Regions from separate parts of the Mus musculus genome. Here region 1 is linked to region 2. Evidence: chromatin contacts called from ENCODE Hi-C data. All regions are on one chromosome and are shown on one strand. Each heading gives the region's core, a stretch centred on a gene start or an enhancer-like site at or near the end of the contact. The rest is flanking DNA. Distances are from core to core; before and after follow the strand shown.

Region 1 (6,233 bases), core at 193-2,692, 85 kb after region 2:
ATTTACTTGTTCTCAGTAGTTTAGGCAGGTGTGTCTCTACAGTAGCCACCACTTTAATACAAAAAGAAGCATTGCTGACTAACGCCAATCACAGCAAAAACCTCTGGGCATAAGCACAAATATTAGAAACCAATTTGAAAACCAGACTGGGGCACTGTAGTGATCTGAATATGTTTGGCTCAAGGAGTGGTACCACTTGGTGGTATGGCCTTGGAGTAGGTGTGTAACTGTGGGCATGGGCTTTCAGACCTTCTTCCTAGCTGCCTGGAAGCCAGTCTTCTTCTGTTTGTCTTCGGAATAAGGTGTAGAACTCTTGACTCTTCCTGCATAATGCTTGCCTGAACGCTGCCATGCTCCTTCCTTGATGACAGTGGACTGAACCTCTGAACCTGTAAGCCAGCCCCAGCTAAATGTTGTCTTTATAAGACTGGTCTTGGTCATGGTGTCTGCTCACAACGGTAAAACCCTAAGGCAGGCACATACCTGTAATCCCAGGAAGATCAGAAGTTCAAGGTCATATCATTAATCTTCAGTCATATAGTGAATTTAAGACAAGCCTGGGTTAGAAATACCGTCTAAATAAATAAATAAAAATAAAAAAGGACTGGAGACACAGGTAGGGTAGAGAGAAAGAGCAAGAATGAAAGACCCAGAGGGAGTGTACATATTTTGTTAGTCAAATAATATACATTTAACAAGAAAACAATAGCTTCTCCACTAAAACCTATGCCCTCCTTTAACACAGATTTTGTCCTGGCATGGGTCCCTGTACTGGCTAGTTTTGTGTCAACTTGACACAGCTGGAGTTCACAGAGAAAGGAGCTTCAGTTGAGGAAATGCCTCCATGAGATCCAACTGTAAGGCATTTTCTCAATTAGTGATCAAGGGGGAAAGGCCCCTTGTGGGTGGGATCATCTCTGGGCTGGTAGTCTTGGTTCTATAAGAGAGCAGGGTGAGCAAGCCAGGTGAAGCAAGCCAGTAAAGAACATCCCTCCATGGCCTCTGCATCAGCTCCTGCTTTCTGACCTGCTTGAGTTCCAGTCCTGACTTCCTTGGTGATGAACAGCAATGTGGAAGTGTAAGCCGAATAAACCCTTTCCTCCCCAACTTGCGTCTTGGTCATGATGTTTGTGCAGGAATAGAAACCCTGACTAAGACAGTCCCCACTGTGGAGTGGGTCTTCAATCCAAATGGAACGTAGTTTTTTGTACCCGTGTATCCTGCCACTATTGCACCTGTGGGGATCTTGCATGGATGTCATGCTGACAGCCTAAGACATGAGGCCCACAGCTGAGCAGGACCCTTGATGAGAATTCTCCCCTTGCAGCCTGCTCAGTGCTCCAGCCAGCATGAGCCAGTCGGGAAGGAGCTTCCAGTTCTGGCATGCCGCCAACAGCAGTGGGAACTGTGTATACTGTGTGTGTGCCTAAGAAACCTCCCCCACAAACAACTCGGGGAGGTAGCCCACCCCGGCCCTGGAATTCTTATTCAACAACCTTATGTCTTCTGGCTGTGCCTTCTCTTACTCACAAAGGTGCCTTCTGAGTTGACACTCTTGTATTTGGGGGTTTTGTTTGTTTGAGACAGGGTCTCACTATGTATTAGCCCTGGCTGACCTGGAACTAACTCTGTAGACCAGGCTGGCTTCAAACTCAGAGATGTTGCCTCTGCCTCCCAAGTGCTGGGATTAAAGGGCGTGCAGCATCATGTCTGGTGTTGCTCCTGTTTTGTTTTTTTCTATATAGACACAGGCTGTTGTAGGAAGTTCTCAGCCACTACACTTGGTGGCACTTGTGCCTTACCTAAGTACAAAATTCTCCACACTGTTCACAGATGTCCCCTGACCCCTGCATGGGCTGATTTCCCATGTGTGTGCCTCTTAAGTACATTTGCATGTCCTTCAGATACATTTCTAAATCTGTAAACATCTCAGAAATTAACATTATGTGGTAGATCCTTTTTATAGAGTGGGCAGGTTCTCTGAAGGCCCACCACCATCTGTTCCGAACCAGTGCCAACTGGACGAGGGAGTCAGCAGCTAAGGATACTAAAAACTTAGCTGGTCCAAAACAGCATGAAAGGGTCCCACAGTGGTGCTGTGGGAGGCACTGTGGTATTTAGCTCTCTGCCATCCATAAGCCTTCATGTCTCCTCATCCTGGGCCCAACACACCTCTCTCCAAAACAGTGAACTCAAAGGACCAAGGGGAGCAGGGCCATGCTCATCTGTTATACCAGCCTCTCCATCTGGCTTCCCAGGTCTATCACACTTTTAGCCAGCACCCTGGTGGCGTCTACCTCTCCTTAGCCATACCTGGCTACTCAAGGGCAGGGCAAACATCTCCATACCCAATATATGTTCTTGTAAGAAAGAAATGTACGCAGCTTACTTTGGGGATAGGATAGGGGAGACAGGCTCAATCTTTGCCTGTGCTGCCCAGCTGTCTTCTGAGAGCTGTTGCTCAAGCTTTAATGTCTTCTAGAGCCTCATGAGCTCAGACTTGGCAGTTTTGACTTAAAGTTCCACCTCTACGGGAGTCTTGCTGTATCAGTCAGGGCTCTCTAGAGGAATGCTTGAGTAGGGGGATGAGCAGGTATTAGAGTGGTTTACAGGCTGTAGTCCAGCTTATCTCACAATGGCTCTCTACCATCAGAAGGTCCAAGAATCCAGTAGTTGTTCAGTCCACAAGGCTGGATGATCCAACTGGTCTTCAGTATATGCTGGAATCCTGAAGAAGTAGGCTGTAATGCCAGTGAAGGAATGAACTTGCTATGAGAGCAACCAGGCAGAGAACAAGACTCCTTCTGTCCCATCCTTTATATAGGCTACTCGCAGGAGGAGTGGCCCAGGTTAAAGGTGGACCTTCCTACCTCAAAAAGCTGAATTAGCTGGATTTTACCATTTCAAATGATTTAATTAAGAAAAAGAAAAATTCCCTCACCAGGATCTCAGCATTCAGATCCCTGAGTTAGAGGCCAGCCTGGTCAACAGAGTGAGTTCCAAGGCAGCCAGAGCTACACAGAGAAACACTGTCTTGAAAAACAAAACAAAAACCACAAACCAAAGCAAACCAGTTTTTCTTTTTGAAGAACTGACAAGAGGGCTCAGTAGTTAAAAGCACTTGCTACTTTAAAGGACCATGGTTCGATTCTCAACACTAATATGGCAGCTCGCAACCATTTCTAATTCCATTTCCAGGGAATCCAATGACCTCTTCTGGCCAGTACATGGTGCACATACATACATACAAAATAGACATACACATAAAACAACAAAATTAAAATTTCCCCCCAATTCAAGTAGCTCAGAGACAGGTATCGTGATGCACACCTGTAATCCTAACACTCAGGAAGTTGAGGCAGGACAACTCCAAGTTTACGGCCAGACTCAGCTACATCATTCCAGCTACATAGCTCTATATCTGGGCTATACAGTAAGACACTATCTAAAAGGAGAAGGAGGAGGAAGAGGAGGAAATAGGAGGAGGAAGATGAAGGAGGAAGAGGAGGAGCAGCAGCAGCCATAAAGCACAAAACTTAACCATTTTTGAGAAAAATTTAAATTCCTTGTTATGTTGTTAGTAATCACTGTTAATATTTACTTCCAGAAGTATCTTTTTCTGACTAGTATTGCTCCTGAAATGCTCTTGGTGTTCTGTTTTTGACATCTCTGCACTATTAACTATTTCCATTAAGTTTTACTTTTGCTATTGATGCCTTTCATCTTTCATTAGTTCATTATTTCAGTTTAAATCTAATTAAACATTTGGTACATGTATGTAAGTTCCAAAGTCCTTAATCTTGCATAGTGTCCCAGAGTCTGGTCCCGCGCTGCTGTCACTGTTGCTTTACTAATAATCACCCTTCTAGAAATACTGGAAAAGAAAAAACGTCAAGAGTATTCCCTGATTACAATAGTTTCCTGTGCTAGACCATTGGGGCCATCATGTTAAATCATGGTTTTCCTTCCTCTGTGTTGATTTGATCTGAAGGTACTGTCTATCACTTCTGCTTCATTCCCTTCTCTACCTGTCCTAAGGCTGACATACTTTCCCACTGTGACTTCTTCCTTATACAGGCACTAGTACTTTTTGGGGCAGTCAACTCAGGCTCAGTTGCGTGTCTCACAGTAAAACACACATAACTCTTATCACAGCCTGTTTAGGAATAATTCACATAGGTACCATGTTCAGCGATTGCAATGAGTCCATCAGTCATTTGGGGCTATCTCCTGTACTCTCAGACCCCATCCATGGAAGAGGCATGCCACTCTTTATTATGTACAAGACAATAGCCATCTGTAATCCCCTGTCCTCCACACATACAAGGAGCCTCTACCTTTGGCTGTCTCCGCTTTAGCTGTAGGTCTTATTACCCTTGGCAGGGGCCACACGACGACCACTATATACCAATATACTACTGTAAACCAATAGGGGATGTCTGCCACATAGGACTGATCTCCACCTCAGGTGGCTCAGTCTCAGCTGCAGATGCCCCTCTTAGGCTCATGTTTGGTTCTGTCATGTCTACATATACTTGGGGCACCAAGTAACGTGACTTTCCAAGGAGTCTACTACTCTCTCCAGATAATGACAAACCAAAAAAGCAATTCCACCCAGTCTATCCTGGAGAACCAATGAGAATCTTAAGCTTACTTGCAGTAGAGCTGGCCACTTACTCCAACAATCGTTAACTACTCATGTCTTGAGGAGGGGGCAACCAGACAAACCCTCTCATCATCCATGAGGGATATTAATGGCCCAATCCTATGTAGGTAATATAGCTGCTCTGATCTTAAGAAACCAGTGGGCATGGCATATCCAGAGGACATAATTCTACAATACGAGGAGACACCATTGCAATATCCCATGCAGGACATAGCACGTCAGTAGTAACCAGGCCAGGACAACTTTTGCATTTAACCCAGAAACAACATATTTAAAAAAAAAAAAAAAAAAGCTGGCTGTGGCGGCACATTTATTTATCTTATTTATTTTTAAAGATTTATTTTATGTATATGAGCACACCATTGCTTTCTTCAGACACACCAGAAGAGGGCATCAGATCCCATTATAGATGGTTGTGAGCCACCATCTGGTTGCTGGGAATTGAACTCAGGACCTCTGGAAGAGCAGTCAGTGCTCCTAACTGCTGAGCCATTTCTTCAGCCCGAAACAACATATTTTTAAGAGTAAAAAAAATTTTTTTTAAAGAATAGGAAGAACAAACAATAAGTAACTGCTTAGACCAAAGATTCACTTTTTTTTTAAAAGATTTATTTATTTATTATATGTAAGTACACTGTAGCTGTCTTCAGACACACCAGAAGAGGGCCCCAGATCTTGTTACAGATGGTTGTGAGCCACCATGTGGCTGCTGGGAATTGAACTCACGACCTTGAGAAGAGCAGTCAGTGCTCGTAACCGCTGAGCCATCTCTCCAGCCCTCCAAAGATTCACTTTTAAAAGATCATTTGATGAAAAGCCAGGGAGTATGGGGTGTGGGGTGTGGAAGGCCTTCAGGAAAAGGCTTGCATGTGGCGATGTGCTTTTCCTGCCCTCCCCATGAGGTTCCTAGCCATTAGTAGCAGATGTAATAATGGTGACAGAGCTCAGATAAAACAAAAAGAATGGAGAAATGCCAAGGCTCAAATAAAAATGAGGCTTGATATATTTCCAGAATGAAAAAATATTTAATAAAATCAGGGTCAAGAGAAAGTCCCTATACCACTTGTCTTCCTCCCTCACTTCTGGTCAGACCAAGGGCGCCTGCATCGGAAGCTATCTGACCTCAAGTCAGGCACACTGTGTCTTCAGGGCTTCTCAGGATGCTTCTTTATAAGGTCAAACCACACAGGTCAGGGAAGACCCAGGTACAGGCTGGGGAGCCCCACAGGTATAGGGCTGAGGGAGCCCAGTAGGTACCGGCCAACAGAGTATCACAGGATCCAGAGGTCCAACAGCCAAGGAGGCCCACATCAGGGAGCCTGTGTCTGTGCAATTCCTTCCAGACAGCGTGTGCACCCCGGGCCTCACTCTTGAAGGAGCTTGTGCTTGACTGTAGAGCTTTCTGAGCAGAGGTGGACAAAAAGGGTGCCAGCAGCAGTGCGAGCCCGCAGCTCCTGGAGCTCATAGTCGTGGGCCCACTCAATGTTGCCCCACTTCTGGATCTAAGGAGAGGTAAAAACAAGCTTCTAGGTGAGTAGTCTTGCCTGGTAACCCGAGTTACATTCCA
Region 2 (5,529 bases), core at 770-3,269:
ACAGGTCAAGGTATTTACAGGAATAGCTACAGGAAGTAGAGGAATGATATTTTCTTTACTTCTCTATATTTCTTCATACTTTCAAGTTTTGAGGTTCAAGAACCCAGAGTCAGGGGAGAAGACTGTACCAGCTACCAGTTGGGGAAGGCTGGGTCAAAGCAGTGTCTTCTGCTCATGGCATGGCAGCTGCACCCACAAACACAGTAGTCACAGCTGCTTGCATAAGACATGCACAACTTTTCACCATGGGGGTGCTCCCAACAAGCCCCCACCCCTGGCTGAAGAGCTACTGACAGAGAATGGCAGTGAGAGGGAGAGTCACTTCTTCTAAGGGTGTGGCCTTTTCTCAGTGTTCCAGTGGATGGCCCCACATCCATGACTGTCCACACCCATGACTGTCCACACCCATGACTGTATGGGCAGCACAAACTGGACTGTGACAGTTTGTGACACACACACATATATATGTGTGTGTTTGTGCATGTGTGTGTGTGTATGTATATATATATATATATATATATATATATATATATATATATATATATACATATATATATATATATGAAATTCCCAAAGAATAAAACATATATATTCAAACATATATATTCAAAACATATATACTATCTCTCATATATATATCTCATATATATAGGTTATCAGGGCTACAGGCTACACAGTGAAACCTTGTCTCAAAAAAAAAGAGTCCACCCAGGTGGTGGTGGCACACAAGTGGGGAGACAGAGGCAGGCAGATCTCTGAGTTTGAGCCAGCCTGGTCTACAGAGCAAGTTCCAGGACAGCCAGAGCTACAAGGGAAACCCCATCTTAAAAATATAAGTAAATAAATAGGAGTCAGGTGGGGGTCTCAACTCCTCAAATCTTCCATTTTGTCTAAAGTTGCCCCCTACTGTGAGGAGTCAGAATTGCTCTGACCTCCCATGATGTCCTTGTCAGCTCCCTGTCCTACATCATTTGTAACAAAAGCCAAGGGGCAAAAAGGAAGGCAGAGACTCTTTGTCCTTAGAGCTTTAAAGAATAAGAGAGAGAGCTGCTTTCAGAGTAATCGGGCTGCCCAACACGGGTCATTCAACATGACTTCTCATCCCAAAGCAAATGCATGTCCGTACTAACCACTCTACTATAAGAACAGTTTTACTTCTATCTTTGTTAAGAAATGGAAACGGAAGCCCAGGGCATTAATATCCACCCTGATGAATATACTGCTGCATTCAGCGCTTCACATCTGGTCGCCCCGTGCTCAGATCAGGGGGATCCGGTAAGTATGGATGGGTGCAAGTGCACCCAGCCAGATGAAGCGAAGGTTCTTTCCTGCTTGTCTGTGTCATTACAGGGGAGAGTCCTTCCTGGTGATTAAGAACTCTATGTCTTAAGGCTCTGAACTACCCACTGACATTAGCAGCCCTCGGCTCCCTAACAGCTTTCTAAGGCTGACAGACTGCCCAGTACTGACACACAGCCCATATGTTACAGTCTCTTCCTGTGGACTGTGGGAATGAGAAAGAGCCAGGATAAATGGCACTAAATAATGCAGTGTTCCCATGCAGGGACTTAACAAAGGACATCAGAGAGAGCTATTCGGTGAGGGGCAGTAGGAAGGCTGCAGAGCTCCTGCAATAGCCTCCTGCATGTCACACCAGCCCTCCTGAATCTGACACTGTTTAATAGATAACTGCACTCCTTTCTGCCACGTTCAGAAACGTCTCTGCTGCTGACTTCACACAAAGGCAGTGAGTGCCACATGGTTGGCTAGGCTTCACTACACTGCAGGTCGGCTCTGGGAGGCTTGCTCCAGCTACACTGTCAAGAGCACTCCCCTCTGCTGTCCTTCATGCTCACAGTACAAAGGGAAGAGCACCAACCGCTGGCAGAGTGAAATGAGGAGACAGGCTTCAGATAAAATTACGAAAGCCCCTCTCTTGAGAAGAGAGCAGTAGGGGGTGTGCTGTGGGCAGTGAGCAGCTCTCATCCCTGGAATACACAAAGCTGGGCTGGAAGCCACCTGGCAGAATGCCCTAGAAGGGATGATGCTGCCCTTGGCAACCCATTGCACTTCTACCTCTGAGACACTGGGGTCTTTGATTTCACTGGAGCAGCCCGAAGCTGCATTCCTCATTGGGCTGACAACAATCCTGTCCCTGACTAGCATGCTCTATGCAATAAATGACTAACAGGAGAGGCAACAAAGAAGGCTAAGACAGACATTCAAAATGTGATAGTGTAGTCCAGAAGAGATCATGGGACTCAGGACGCTGCAGACCTCTCCAGACTCCACTTTCATGCCTACACACATAAACACACAGGGACAAATTTCAGGAGCCATAAATCAACATCAACAGACCATGACTGGATCTTTTTAAACAATCCTCCTTTTTCTTTATGTATATTGAATGTGTCTGTGTATATAGACAGCACATGTGTCTGTAGAGCCAGAAGTAATGGCTAAGCTATCTCTCTAGCCTCCTTGACTAAATTCTTTAAATTCCTACATGTCTCATCTCTTACTTTATGTAATCTTTACCAGAAGACTAAGGTAGAAACTTTTTACTGTCACTTTTCTCACACAGGAAGATGAGACCCAGAGAAATTATGTGACTACTCCCAATACACACACAAACACACACATATATATACACACACACATACTTTCACACACACATACATACACATATTCAACACACACACACACACACACACACACACACACACACACACACAAGCATGCACCCTTCTCTGCCTGGCTTCCAGGCCAGAACCCTTTGCTTATGAGCTATAACACAGTTTCTCAGTAACAGGATGAAAACAGTCACATTAAGGTCTTGGTAAGCAGCTAGTCTCCTGGTATGCAGCTTCCATCTGAGCTAGCCCTTTCCCAGGACTTGCAGTGAGGCAACCTTATCTGGTCTGAAGGTCCCTCTCTAGCATTGTTCACTTTGGTGCTGAGACTAATTCCAGACAAAAAGCTGTCGGTTTGCTTGGACAGCTGGAGAGAATTCTCAAGCTCAAGGCCTCTCCTCCTCACCTCCTGCACAGTGGCAGCTACAAGATGCATCCAGGCTGCCTGACATCCTTCAGTGCTCCTCATATCAGGGCACAAGCCAATGTCAAATCTACAACTAAAGCTTGGACTTCTGAGTAACGGAAAGGGCACAGATCTAAGGCATGACTTCATCCCTTTTCCAGGGAGAACCATTCACAGTACCCAATCAGTGAACAAGTCTAATGAAGGGCAAGCATTCTCTAATTACCATTTGGGATTTGTTGTTCTTGTCATTATTTTTATCGTTGTCATCATCATCATCTTGTGCTGTGAGAGACAGAACCCGGGTCCTGGCCCACTAGACAAGTACTCTACTTGTCAGATGTACTGCAGCTGAGTAACATTCTTTATTACTGGTACTTACTGAGATTTTCTGGTGCTTAGCTCAAGGATAGGTACCATGAGAAACAGGCCCTCAGAATAATTAAGTTCAACTTAGAAACTGTGGTGGTTTGACTGAGAATGGCCCCCAGAGGCCCATATACTTGAATGTTTGATCCTGAGTTGATGAAATGTTTGGGAAGGATTAGGAGGTGGAGCCATGCTGGAGGAGGTGTGACACTGCGGTGGACTCGGAGGTTTCAAAAATCCACTCCAGGCCCAGTGTCTCTTTCTCTCTGCCTGCAGCCTGCAGATCTGGATGTAAAAGCTCTAAGCTACTTCTTCAGCACCACGCCACCATGCCACCATGTTTCCTGTCATGATGATAATGGACTAACCCGCTGAAGCTGGAAGTAAGCCCCCAATTAAATGCTTTCTCTCAGAAGTTGCCTTGGTCATGGTGTCTTTTCACAGTGGCAGAACAGTAACTAAGACAGACGCCATTTTACAATCCCTGTCAATGAGCATATGTAGGCACTGACCACCAATGGCTGGCTGTTGACACTTCAAACTGAAAGGCAACCCAACATTAAGAGCTTCCTGAGAGAAAATGATTCAACCTCTGAAATAGTTTTTGCCAAAATCTGGGCCCAAAGCCAGACCTGGTAGCACCTGTAATCCCAGTACTCAGAGTGCTGAGACAAGAGGATCAGAGTTCAAAGCCATCCTCTATTCAGACCAGTCTGAGCTATGGGAGACCCCGTTTCAAATGAAACAAAACCCCTGAAAATAAATCTACAACCTCTACATTCAACTTCCAACTTGCACAAAATATGGAGGACAGAGGGAAAGGTGAGCATGCTGAATGACATCCTGGAAATATGATCAGCAAAGTCTGGAGTTAATTTTTAAAAAAAGGCCTGGTGAGTTGATAAAGCACTTGCCACCCAGCCTGACTGATCCCTAAACCCAAGTAAAGAGGAAGGAGAGATTGACTCCTCAAACTCATCCTGTGACCTCCACCTCTGTGCACTGCCAACACCACCAGAGGAGAGACAGAAACAAGAGAGGATTAGGAGGTGGAGCCAGAGAAATAGAGAGAGAGGAGAGACAGAGAGGCAGAGAGATAAAGAGATAGAGAGACAGAAACAGAGACAGAGAATAAAGCAAATTCTAGACTGTGGCAAACACTTCAGGACAAATGTCCTAGTTTCTTCAGTAGGTAAATTATAATTAAAATCACTTAGACAAAGGGCCAACAAATCAAGAGCGAGGAGACACATCAATAAACTAATATTGAACCTCAGTACACCCCAGCCAAACTAACATAGGTGACGTTATAAGGCAACTAGAACTCTGAACCTAACTGAATATACAAGAGTAGAAAACTTCTGTTAAACTTTTAAAATACTTAATCTTTTATCAGTCAGGTGTGGTTGCACACACCTTTAATTTTAGCATTGAGAGGCAGAGGCAGTGGGATTACTGTAAGTTTTAGGCAAACCTGGTCTACATAGTGAGTTCTAGGACAACCAGTTCCAGACAGAGAGATCCTGTCTCAAAAATCAAATAAAGACTTTCTTTGTATTTGTGTGTGTTTTTGTGTGTGTACATGCATGTGTGTGCATGTGCCTGTGTGTCTGTGTGTGAGGGCCACATGTATGTGGGCACTGTCAGAGGCCAGAAGAAGGTGTTGGATTCCCTGGAGTTGCCTGATGTTCATGCTGGGATTGAACTTAAGTCCTCTGGAAGAGCCACAAGTACTCTTAACCACTAAGCCCTCTCCCCATGGGGACCTTCAGTTAATTTTTAAGGTGAAATTATGACATTATTATTATTATTTATTACTACTCCAGCCTGGACTGCAGCTAAGTAGTAGAGTGTTTGCCTAGTATTATGAGGCCCTAGATTTGATCCCACAGTAAAAATAAGTCATTTTTAGAGCTACCTATTAAAATACATGGCTAAATAATATGACTGGGAAACTTACTCAGAAATAATACGAGTGGGGGAGGAAAGGGAAGGGAGAAATGTTATAATTATAATTTCAAAGACTCTAATATGGACAGAGAAAAGGAACAAATGAACAGATTAGCAAAGCCAGGCAGTCGTGGCACACACCTTTGATCCCAGCACTGAGGAGGCAGAGGC

Evidence for each region. A loop is a pair of places that touch in the nucleus more often than their neighbours do.
Region 1: a map of v-Abl transformed pro-B cells shows a loop between it and region 2 (1.9-fold over the local background). The contact joins two enhancer-like sites. A Hi-C loop is called at or near these places in 3 of 37 maps with a recorded cell type or tissue (gastrocnemius, left cerebral cortex and v-Abl transformed pro-B cells).

Annotation. Positions count from the first base shown.
Region 1 is chr11:60,395,371-60,401,603 of GRCm38, forward strand. Atpaf2 (ATP synthase mitochondrial F1 complex assembly factor 2) reads right to left here. Exons shown (of 8, transcript NM_145427.3): 8 at 5,254-6,168. The coding sequence ends at 6,031. Among named protein-coding and RNA genes, the nearest start is that of Atpaf2, 19 kb to the right of the region's middle. Within about 2 kb of position 1,443, at least 1 of the 3 ENCODE cell types and tissues checked has a DNase peak (open chromatin) inside an H3K27ac peak, as active enhancers do; it is left cerebral cortex, where a contact is called at or near this core.
Region 2 is chr11:60,309,699-60,315,227 of GRCm38, forward strand. The region is part of intron 1 of Tom1l2 (target of myb1-like 2 (chicken)); the gene reads right to left. Among named protein-coding and RNA genes, the nearest start is that of Tom1l2, 40 kb to the right of the region's middle. Within about 2 kb of position 2,020, at least 3 of the 3 ENCODE cell types and tissues checked have a DNase peak (open chromatin) inside an H3K27ac peak, as active enhancers do; they include left cerebral cortex, where a contact is called at or near this core.